2 separate regions of the Mus musculus genome follow, and region 2 is linked to region 1. Evidence: chromatin contacts called from ENCODE Hi-C or POLR2A ChIA-PET data. All regions are on one chromosome and are shown on one strand. The core of a region is the stretch at or near the end of the contact, and the rest is flanking DNA. Distances in the headings are between cores, read along the strand shown. Region 1 holds the start of Ovol2 (ovo like zinc finger 2). Region 2 holds the start of Pet117 (PET117 homolog).

The links. A loop is a pair of places that touch in the nucleus more often than their neighbours do. ChIA-PET counts read pairs that join two places held with the same protein, here RNA polymerase II (POLR2A).
Region 2: a map of left cerebral cortex shows a loop between it and region 1 (2.9-fold over the local background). The contact joins the promoter of Pet117 here to the promoter of Ovol2 in region 1. A Hi-C loop is called at or near these places in 2 of 37 maps with a recorded cell type or tissue (both left cerebral cortex). POLR2A ChIA-PET finds 5 or more read pairs at or near these places in 1 of 5 experiments (embryonic stem cell).

What each region holds. Positions count from the first base shown.
Region 1 is chr2:144,330,778-144,336,063 of GRCm38, forward strand. It overlaps Ovol2 (ovo like zinc finger 2), which reads right to left and starts at 1,303. Exons shown (of 4, transcript NM_026924.3): 1 at 984-1,303; 2 at 127-344. The coding sequence starts at 1,083.
Region 2 is chr2:144,367,545-144,373,592 of GRCm38, forward strand. Pet117 (PET117 homolog) reads left to right here and starts at 1,439. Exons shown (of 2, transcript NM_001164813.1): 1 at 1,439-1,613; 2 at 5,647-5,793. The coding sequence starts at 1,518. The coding sequence ends at 5,793. Kat14 (lysine acetyltransferase 14) reads left to right here and starts at 1,491. Exons shown (of 11, transcript NM_181417.3): 1 at 1,491-1,613; 2 at 5,647-6,048.

The sequences.
Region 1 (5,286 bases), core at 53-2,552:
GCGGGCTAGTCCGCGGCGCCTGGGCTCCGGTGCGCGGGCGGGCGCGGCAGGGAGGGGCGCCGGGGCTCCCGAGCCGGACGCCAGGGCGTGGTGCAGGTGGCGGCGGGGGCAGAGTCGACACCCTACCTTGATTTTTGACCTGGCAACCGGGCGCTGCATCGCTGCCAGATGTCCATCGGTGCCTTGGGCGTCGTGAAGCTCTGGAGTTTCAGGCTCCGGCGCGCGCGGGGACGAGCTGCTTTCGGCCCCTCCGGGCTCCCCGGCGCTGCTGCTGCAGCCGCTGCTACTGCCGCCGTCGCTGCGGCAGTCTTCGGGCGGGTCGCGGAGCAGACAGCCCAGGCTCACTGCGGAGGGAGGGGGCCGCACCCCGACACTCAACCACACGCGGCGTCACGCCCGGGCGCCCACGGCAGTTTGACCTGCGGGCGGTGCCGCCGCCCCGCCCCGGACCTGGGCACCTCGCCAAGTGGGCGACGTCCCGAGGGTAGACGAGTCTACCCTAGCCATCCGCCCCTCGAACTAACTTAGGGTGTCGGGAGACGGGTTCTCAGGCCAACCCACGAAGCACCAGGGTCCAAGCGCCGCGGAGAAACCCGCGCGCCAAGTTTCCTCTCGCGCCCGTGGAGGCGGGTGTGCCCTCGTCTTGCCTCGCTCCCGAGGGGTTAGCGGACCTTCACGAGCGGTTTAGAGGACGTAGGGGGCAAGGGAACCCCGAGTGCCTTCCACCCACTTCCAGGCCACTTTGGCCCGCGCTGCAACCAACGGTCCTGCCGCCAGGCAATTTAGCCCTGTCTAGGGAGAGAGCACCGGGGGTCCCAGGTTTCCCAGCCTAGATCCTGGCTCCCCTCTCCCAACACCGCTGTGACCCCGACCGAGACGGAGTAGGGGTGGGAACCGCAGCCCTGATCCCGAGCAGGAGGGCCGCAGTCACCCTGCCCCCACCCGGGAGCCCCGCGCCCAGGCCCGGCCCCCGCGCTCCTCACCTGGGATGTAAGTGTCTGCCCTTTTGTCATCCGGGAGCTCATCCCAGCTGCGGACAGAGACTCCCGGGCTCCTCCTCTTCACCAAAAAGACTTTGGGCATGGTGGGATCCTCTCTTCCGACTGCGGCCCCCTCCTCCCGCTGCTCCCCGCTAGTGGCGGCGGTGGCGCCTGGGTCCCCCCGCTCCTGGAGTCCGGAGCCCACCTTCCCGCCTAGCCTGCCCTCTTCCTGCACCCCCCGCCGCGTTGCTCGGTACTCTCCCCCTCACTCCAGGTTACTCGCAGCCTCCGGGCTCGGCGACACCTATGCCTTAAATCGCGCGTGAGACCACGCCGGGGAAAAAGTTTCATAAGGTGGAATAGAAAAGGCACCAGGAAACTTGGGAGTGAGCATGCGCCCTGCAACATAACGGTGTCAACAAGCTCGCTACCTGTCCGACCGGTTCCGGCGGCCGGGGCTGCCTGATCCAGCCCTTCCTTAGGCATGAATGTTTGCAAAAGAATTTAACGTCTGATTCTTCCCCCCTCCTCTTTTTAAAAAAGGAAGAACATTTTTCAAATCAACCCTCTGCTTCATACCCCTATCACATGCACTTTATAGGATAAAGTCTTTAAAACAAGCCACAGGTTCTCTGCCCCATGCAGCCCGACTGGGAGCTGGGGTCTCCCACGAGTTGGCCCCCACCTCCGAAGTTGATTTGTCTCCATCAAGCAAGCCAGATATTAACTGTGAACCTTGTGGGGCTGTTCTAGGCTTTCTGGAATCTCGGTGGTCGGATGGGGGGAGGGTCCGCAGTATCCTTGTCAGGTAAAGGGAGGGGGGGTTGAGAACTTAAGGCTTCCTTCATCTAGAACACCCCTCAATAAAGCCTAAAAACACCACATCTTTGGAGCACGTCACTTTACTGATCTGTGCCACTCAATCTAAGAAAATAGGGCTTGTTCTACCAAAGCAGCTTTCACCCCGAAACCTTACAGTCTAGGAGTCCCTTGACTCAAGACAAAAGCTAATTGCATCTCATGTGAACGCAGATTTAAAGCGAATGTCTTGTCTTTTACCTTTCCCGTTATTGCCTCCCCTAACAACTGGACCCTTAAATTCGGAGGCAGGAAAATACTCATCCAGGAAGCCCGGGATTGAAAATTGATACAACCTCTCCCCTCCTCCGCCTGCGAAGACCGCAGAAGAGCTTTGAGCTTTTTGTTTTTATTTGTTTCCTATTTACCTTTATTCCTGGAGGGAAGTGTGTGTGTGTGGGGGGGGGGGGATCTGATAAAAGATACTAAGTCTCAAGGGGCGGCCTGCTCGCTTTGGGTACGCTGATGCCCCTATACCACAGCTTTGTTGCTCAACAACCCGCCCAGCTATCGTTGTAGGAACCCGGCTTCGCTGGGTGAGCAGGCGAGTGCTCACTGCTGGAGGTTGTCTGGGCGCGTCTGGCCAGGGGTGCTCAGGTGTCTGCGGTTCAGAGAAGCGCCAGTCTCACCTGCCTATAACAGGACTAGAGGCGCTCCTGGCCACAGCGACCCGGGGAATCCACACAGAGGCTGTCCCTGCCTTCTTCCGCCTTGGAATGGCCTTTAGGGATACAGCAGCCTGGTAACGGATTTCTGGGCTTGGCTGGCGTATTTTCAGGGCACACAGAGAGGGGGCGCAGCTCTGGCGAGGTTGTGGAAGGGAGAAGGCGCACGCACCATGATTATCGATCCGCCCTCAAGGATTGACCCCATCCCATCGGGGAATCAACTCTGAATTATGGGTTTCCTCCAAGACAAGTCGTCTAAGATCGTAAAGGACTTTGATCCTGGTGAACTGGAGGAGGAAGAGATGTCTATAGCGGCACAAGACAGGAGAAATGAGGCTTCTTGGCTATGGAGTCGATGGCGCAGCTTCTGGGCAACTCTGCAGATGTATTTTTATCTGCCAGCAAACGGGAGACTTGCTAGAAAGAAGGAGCGTGGTGAATGAAAGAGTAAAAATAAAACCACGAAGCCACAGAATTATCCTCCATCTTTTAAGAATCTCCAAAACTTCATTCAAGATTCCTTATTTTATTCCAGAACAAGTCAATTCTATTGATAAAGCCTGCCTATCTGCTTCCCTCCCTCCCTCCCTCCCTTTTTCCGGATTTTAAATCACTGAACACCTGGGCCATGATTGTTATTTTTAAAGATCACATAGACTTGTGCTCTACACGCTTAGAAACCTCAAAAGGCTCTGCAAACTTCAGGACCCGGAGAATGAAGAATAATATAATTGCTTTTATTTTATGATTGGGGGAGGTACACATCTATGATATTTTCTAGATGTTTATTTTTTACTGGAAATATTTTTCCATTGTGCCCCGATTGTGGTTCCTTCCGAGACTCCTGCCAGATCCTCAAAGTATTTTTAGGGGAAAAGAATCCTAATCTGTCTTTATTCTTTTATTTTTAAAATTCAGTCTTGATAGGTTTATCAATATCATTAGCACACAAAGGACAGGCCTTTGCCTTCCCTGTAGCCTCAAAAGGAGTATGCAAACAAACCTAATTAAAGCAAAACAAAACAAAGCAAAAACCTCAGGCTTGAAGTTGCAAGAGGTGAGAAACAGAATATGGCCCACTCCTGAGGGTCTTGTGTGGGATCCTTAGAATAGGTATCCAGCTCTGTTGACTGCTTCCAGGCATGGGATGCTCACTATCTCGAACAGCTATGCAGTTTCTGGTTAGACATATCTCCTTCGACTGTGTTTCCATCTCAGCTCTCGTTCTGTCCTGAGGGTGACTATTCCTGAGTTCCTCCCCAGCCTCTTCTTCCCTTAGTTCAAAATCAGGGTAGCAGATTTACACATTCTTAGTTAAGGTTTCTTCTCTCCAGAAAATACTGTCAGGTTGGAAATAGACAGGCACAGACCTGCTTATACATAAAAATTCACACAGCCATAGAAAATAGGATAATGTTGGAGGAATAGTCCAATTCTTAACAGACAAGTCAGAAATATGCTCGTACTCTGTGTGTGTCTTGTGTCTGTCTCTCTCTGTCTCTGTCTGTCTGTCTCTGTCTGTCTGTCTGTTTCTCTCTCTCTCTCTCTCTCTCTCTCTCTCTCTCTCTCTCTCTCTCTCCGTGTGTGTGTGTGTGTGTGTGTGTGTGTGTACTGGAACCAAATTCACCTGCCCATGCAGTGGGAGAACAGAGAGGCTAATGCCAGTCTCAGCCCTCCAATATTTTGTCAGTTTCTCTACAGGTGCTATAAAAAAAGAAGTCAAGCTAGATGTAGGTGCATACCCTTTAACATCTTTAATCCCAGCACTTGGGAGGAAGAGGCAGACAGTCTGGTCTACATAGTGAGTTCCAGGACAGCCAAGGCTGCATTGTGAAACTGTCTAAAGGGAAGGTATAAGGACTATAATGGAAAAAAACATGACTACCATTTATTACAGTCAGCATGGCTATCTGCGTGAGCAGCAAAGGGAATCTGTGAGAGTTTAGCAAGGTAGCCGTTGTATAGAAGATGTAAGTATGAGTCATAATATTTTTTACATATATTTATTTTTATTTTATATGCATTGGTGTTTTGCTTTCATAGGTGTCTGTGTGGCAGGGTCACATCCCCTGCACCTGGAGCTACAGACAACTCTGAGCTGCTATGTGGGTGCTGGGAATTGAACACAGGTCCCCTGAAAGAGCAGCCAGTGCTCTTAACCACTGAGCCATCTCTCTAGCCGTATGCTAGAGAGTAGCTAAATGCTGGTAGCAGTCAGGAAAATAAGTCAATGAAGCTTACAGTAGCGCCAACAACATGAAGCTCCTTGAAATAAGACCTTTTAAATGAGCAGGTTTGGGGCTGGAGAGATGGCTTAGCGGTTAAGAGCTCTGACTGTGCTCTTCCAGAGGTCCTGAGTTCAATTCCCAGCAACCACATGGTGGCTCACAACCATTTGTAATGGGATCTAATGCCCTCTTCTGGTGTGTCTGAAGACAGCTACAGGTACTTGTACAAATAATAATGAATACATAATATTTTAAAGAAGTGAGCAGGTTTGTTTTGGAGAAACTGAGACATTAAAGAAGATACTAATAAGTGGCTAGATGCACCATGTGACTGACTGGGAGACTCCAAGCTAGGAAGCCCAAGTACTGAAGATTTCATGAATTTGGAGTACCAGGACATATCTCCAGTGCACCCATCCCTTGCAAATGCCCTGACACTGAACTATACTCCAGCCTTCATATATATATATGTGTGTGTGTGTGTGTGTGTGTGTGTGTGTGTGTATATACATATACATATGTGTGTATATGTGTGTGTGTATATATACATAT
Region 2 (6,048 bases), core at 189-2,688, 37 kb after region 1:
CCAGAAACCACATGGTGGCTCACAACCACACGAAATGAGATCTGATATCCTTTTCTGGTGTGTATAATAATAAATAAATCTTTGTGCTGGCGCAAGCAGAGGTCCTAAATTCAATTTCCAACAACCACATGAAGGTTCACAACCATCTGTACAGCTACAGTGTATTCATATACATAAAATAAATCTTTAAAAATAAATAAACCTAGATTCTTTAAAAAATAAATTAAAGTCGGGCGTGGTGTCGCATGCCTTTAATCCCAGCACTCAGGAGGCAGAGGCAGGCGGATTTCTGAGTTTGAGGCCAGCCTGGTCTACAAAGTGAGTTCCAGGACAGTCAGGGCTACACAGAGAAGCCCTGTCAAAACAAACAAACAAAGAAACAAACAAAAAACACCAAAAAAATTAATTAAAAAAAAAAAACCAAAGATATAACCAATGCAGTATGCTAACTGTTCATAATAGTATTTTCTTCATGCCGTTTGGGTTCACTTAACAGAGAACGAAAGAGCAAAGCATACTGAGACGAAGTGAATGTTGGGGAAACACTGGGAATACCTAATCAAGGCCTGAATGAGCCTTATCATTGTTGTCTATCGGTTTTCAGCAGCAGCTTTGAATGTGTACTTTCCTGGGTAAGAGTGATTTACTGATATGCCATTCTTCATTGGCATCACAAATACTTAAAAGTTCTGGGAAGCCAAGTCTCTTTTTTAATTTAAGGGGTAAGTGCAAATGACACCATCCTTAGCCTCTTGTGAACTACTCTGACACAAGGATCTTACAAGCATTCCTGAAAGGCTCCAAGGGCATCAACGACATTTTTTTTTTCTTTTGGTTTTTTGAGACAGGGTTTCTCTGTATAGCCCTGGTTGTCCTGGAACTCACTTTGTAGACCAGGCAGGACTCGAACTCAGAAATCCGCCTGCCTCTGCCTCGGGAGTGGTGGGATTAAAGGCGTGAGCCACCACGCCGGGCAACGCCATTTCTTAAGATTACAGGAGCTAAACATGTCCGGATCCTTGCCTGACCCAGTGCATTTCCCAACAGAAGTTTAGTAGGCAACAAGGTGTAGCCGAGGCTGAGGCAGGATTGCGAGTTTGAAGCTAGTTTGAGCTGCACAGCAATACCTTGTCAAAAAACCAACCACCCAGCTTTTAGACTCTAAGAAAATTTAGGGTCTGATCAGTCGCCCCATAGCGACCAGATGTCCTCCGTACATACTCCACTGGCACTCCCAACCCCACCCTCGCGACTCCAAAGCAGCCCAGCACTGCGACTTCCTGGTGAAGGCGGTCCCCAAATAGGAAAGCCAGGGCCCCAGGCAGCCACTCCCAAGAAGCAGCGAAGCGGGCCAGGGGTTACGCTCGGCGCTCGATTGCTAGAGCCTGGCGACGATAGCACTTGCAACGGCTCTGCGCTCGAGAGGTCGAGCCTGGCCCGTTGCGGCTGCGGCGGCGGCGGCGGCTGTGGCGGCGGCGGGGGCGGGCGCGGGAGCGAGTCCGCGGCCGGGAGCGGGAATGTCGAGGAGTTCGAAGGCAGTGCTGGGCCTCTCGGTGCTGCTGACGGCGGCCACGGTGGCCGGCGTGCATCTGAAGCAGCGGCAGGACCGGCAGGTCGGTGTCACGTGACCGCGTCTTCCGGGGCGCCGAGCCCGCAGCTGTCCCTGCGCGCGTGGCGGGCCGGGCGGGCTGCAAGGGCGCGTTCAGGACGCCGACTTCTCTCCCCCAGCCACGAGGCGGGAGACTGGGGCGGAAGCCTCGGGGCAGGGGTGTAGTCCAGAGTTAGAGAGTTGCTAGGGTGAGCTCGAGGCCCTGGGGGCAGCACAGCCCACAAAGCCTTACCCAGGAATTGTTAAATCCGGAGATAAAGCAGCTCACACCCAGCACACCCCCCAGTGCCTTTGGCTAAAGAAACTTGAGATTTTTGCAACTTGCATTAACAAAACATTTTGCTACTGGACTTAGGTTCTGGAAAGGATAAAAGGTAGCGAGCGCCCTTCACGTTTTCTTTTAATGGCTTTCTTTCGGAGAATAACTGGCTTATTAATCAGCGACTAACCGACTCTTCCTCATTCCAGTTTGCAACGCTGGCTAGTGCGCTGAGCACACTGAGAACACATAGTTAATTATAACCTCTCGAGATTGTTCTTTTTATAATGGTGCCACACTGTGCTGGCCAGTACTTGGTATTTGCCCTTTCAAGCAATACCTTTACAGTTATTTGGTTTGAATCGGATTTGCCATGGGCAGAAGTTACTGAAAGCCTCAAGAGTCACCAGACCATCGACCTTTGTATTCACAAACTAGGAATTGCAATGAAACTAGGCTTGCAAATTCAGAACCATTTTGAGGAGCAGGGTCGATGTGCAGTGATGGAGAAGCACACAAGGAATTAAAGATTTGGGATTAAAATATGGTTCCCCAGGGATATCTTCTGGAGTAGAAGCAAGAAACTTCCTTCTTGGGAGGAAAAGGAAAAGATGGTGGTTCTAATTAAACTTGGAAGACAGGGTGTCTGTGTCCTCCTGATGTGTTTTGGAGACAGCGTTTGCTATCAGTTTTGTTTCAAACTCTGTTCCCCTGAGAAGTTTTTACAGTATGAGCAGACCAATTAAATCAGATCTCTGGAGCATGGAGACTCAGCTGTGTTCCAAAAGGCACGCCAAAGGCTTTAATGAAACGGTTGAGAATCACAGTTAGAGAATGGAAGTGTGCAAAGATCTAGTTATTTCTTGGAAGTTAGTGACCAAGACATACTGACCAAAATAAGCTGTCCAGTAGCTATTCATTAGCGACTTACTGTAACATCGAGGAAGGTAGATGTCTTGAAAACTTCAAGGTGGCAGTAAAGGAAATAATGGCTTGTTTTCTGTCTACCCACACCAGACACAGTGTTTTTCACTTTACAGACATTGTCTTTAACTCTCAAAGGAACTTAGTAGACATCAATTACAGATGGTTCCTAACTTAAAGATGGTTAACTTGGTTTTATGTATGTGTTTGGGTGTTTTTTTTTTAAAGATTTATTTATTTATTATATGTAAGTACACTGTAGCTGTCTTCAGACACTCCAGAAGAGGGTGTCAGATCTTGTTACAGATGGTTGTGAGCCACCATGTGGTTGCTGGGATTTGAACTCAGGACCTTCGGAAGAGCAGTTAGTGCTTTTAACCACTGAGCCATCTCTCCAGCCCCGGTTAACTTGGTTTTTAGGAAAGCAGTATCGTTTGTATTTAGTGAAACTTTCTTTGAATATTGAATTTTGGTATTTTCCCAGGCTCAGGATCAATGGTAGGATTCTTTCAAAATGCCAGGCAGCAAAACAAACCTCAGACCCCAGGGAGCCCCGGAATGCTGATGTTCAGTGGTATCATGTCAGAACACCTTTATTATTTTCAGTTTATCATGAGGTTTTCCAGGTATGGTCCTATGGTAAGTTGAGGAGTGTTAATGATTCTACAGGAATCAAGGCTCCAGATGCTAGAGTTAGGTTAGTAAAGAGCTGTGTTAGTTAGGGTTTCCTATTGCTATGACAAAGCACCATGACTAAATGCACCTTGGGGTGGAAAGGGGTCAACTTCCAGCTCCATATCACAGTTCATCAATGAAAGCAATTGAGGTGATAATCTGGAAGTAGGAACTGAAGCAGAGGCTGTGAAAGAGCTGCTCACTGGCGGCTTATGTTAAGACAAAGTCTTTCTGTGTTGTCTTGGCTGGCTCAGAGCTCAGAGAGATCTGCCTGCTACTACCTCCTAAATTCTAGAACTAATGTACCACCATGCTGGACCTGAGCCCTCACTCTTACATTTCCCAACTCCACTGGTGTAGCAAATGTAGCTGTAGGCCTGGGAGAGGCTCAGTAAGAACTAGGTGAGTATTTATTTATTTATCTATTTATTTATTTATTTTGAGTAGACTTTATTGTAAAAACACAAACCCCTTGCAAATAAATAAAAACATCACACATCAAAATTAATGAGACTCAAAGTCTGTACAACTCAGTGAACTGCACAGTAAACGTTCACATGTGCTTTATTTATTTTTATTGTTTTATATTTAAGAGGGTTTGCATGCATGTGCGAGCACTCATGCATATCTGGTGCCTGTGGAGGTTAGACAAGGTCATCACATCCCTTTGGTCCAGAGTTACAGCCACTTGTGAGCCTCTGTGGAAACTGAAGTTATGTCATGCAAGAATGAGCACTTCTCTCCTGAGCCCTACCTCCAGCCCTTCTGTATGGTTAGGAGAGGTAGGTGTTCATTCAGAACGGAAGCTCTGGAGCTCCACTTTCAGTACTGAATTCGCTTTTATACACTTACCCACCACCAACCCCAAAAAACCCATGACAGATTTAGACCCAGAAAAACAATCAGCTTATATTCCCTTTCATAGTTTGTATCCATTCTCGTCCAGTCCTTCCTCATCTCCTTATATATAGCTTTTCTTGTTCTCTTTTCTTCATGATATGCTGTACCCACATGCACCTTCATTTCTGTATTTACAAATAACATTGCTTAGATTCTGCATATGAGAGAGAACTGCAGTTTCTTTCTGAGAGTGTGTGACCTTGTTCAATATTATATATTCTAATTCTATTCATTTTTCTACAGATTTTTAAACTTTATTTTTCTTTAAAGCTGCATGGTAATCTATCGTGTGTGTGTGTGTGTGTTTGTGTGTGTGTGTATACACACACTAAATTTTCATTATCCATTCATCTGTTGGTGGCCAATTAGGTTGATTCAGGTTCTTTGTTAGGCCAGCCTTTAAAAATAGAGATAGGTGGGAAGCAGAGATAGATCTCTGTGAGTTTGAGGCCAGCCTGGTCTATATCATGAGAGCTAGGACAGTCAGTATTACATAGAAAGATGCTGTCTCCAAAAAAGAAAGAAAAAAGGATATAGAAACTGGAGAGATGGCACTAGTTGCTCCTGCAGAGGAACTGGGGTCTATTCCCAGCACCCATGTGGTGAGTCACAGCTCTCTGTAACTCCAGTTCCAAGGTATGGGTCACCCTCTTCTGGTTTCTACAAACACTGTACCTGCATAACTTGTCAACAGAATACCCACACACATAAAATAGAATTTAAAGAATAAAAATAATCTCATGAAGTTTCCGTTAAAAATGTACTTTTGTGAGCTACAGATTAAACAGTATTTGCAATAGTAACCAAGTGGATCGTTTAAAGTCATGTTAGGCACCAGGGTCACATTCAGAGATTCTGCTTCTAGTGTTTTCAAGGTAGACATCAGCGAGGAACTTATTTTTTAACAGTAGTAGTCCTTTTTTTTTTTTTTTTTTCTTTTCTAATCTAATTGATTGGGAATTTCCTATTTCTGCCTTTACCTGATAGAAGTCCTGTAGTTTCTCACATTCTTACTGCTCCTTTTTTCTTGATATTCCTTTAATCTTTCTGTGTTCAGGGATTTCTTAAAATGTGATAAGTCACTCAAGTATTAACATAACACATTACCAGACTTACTTGGTGGTTTCTTTATTTACATTGTACAGAAAGTTAAAATAGTAATTGGGTATTTAGAATTGGAACATTTTGAGTGTATTTCGGTGGCACTGTTATTTCGATTTGAAGGCACAGGATGGGAGCCACCTGTTCAGGGGTAACTAAAATCTGCTTATGTTTTCAGAGGCTTCGTGACGGAGTGATCAGAGACATTGAGAGGCAGAATCAGAAAAAAGAAAACATTCGTCTTCTGGGAGAACAGATTATTTTGACTAAGCAGCTTGAAGCAGAAAGAGAGAAGATGTTGGAGAAAGGATCTCAAAATACCTGACTTTCAGAAGCCGGGGGCAGCGCTGAGTTGGTGTGCGTAACTGTGGGTGTGGTGTGTTGGTAGAGAGTTGTTAGTGAGAAGAGCTGCCCCCCCAAATCACGCTCCATTTAAACTTTGTTAAATGAAGGACAGTGGGCCCTGTCTTCTAAATTGCTTCTTTAAAGAGTCTGTTCTGTCTGGATAGAGTGCTTGTGGGCAGATGTCCTTCTGAAGGTCTGGGGGATCCCGGCAGCTTAGGAGTGCGTGTGAGCAGGG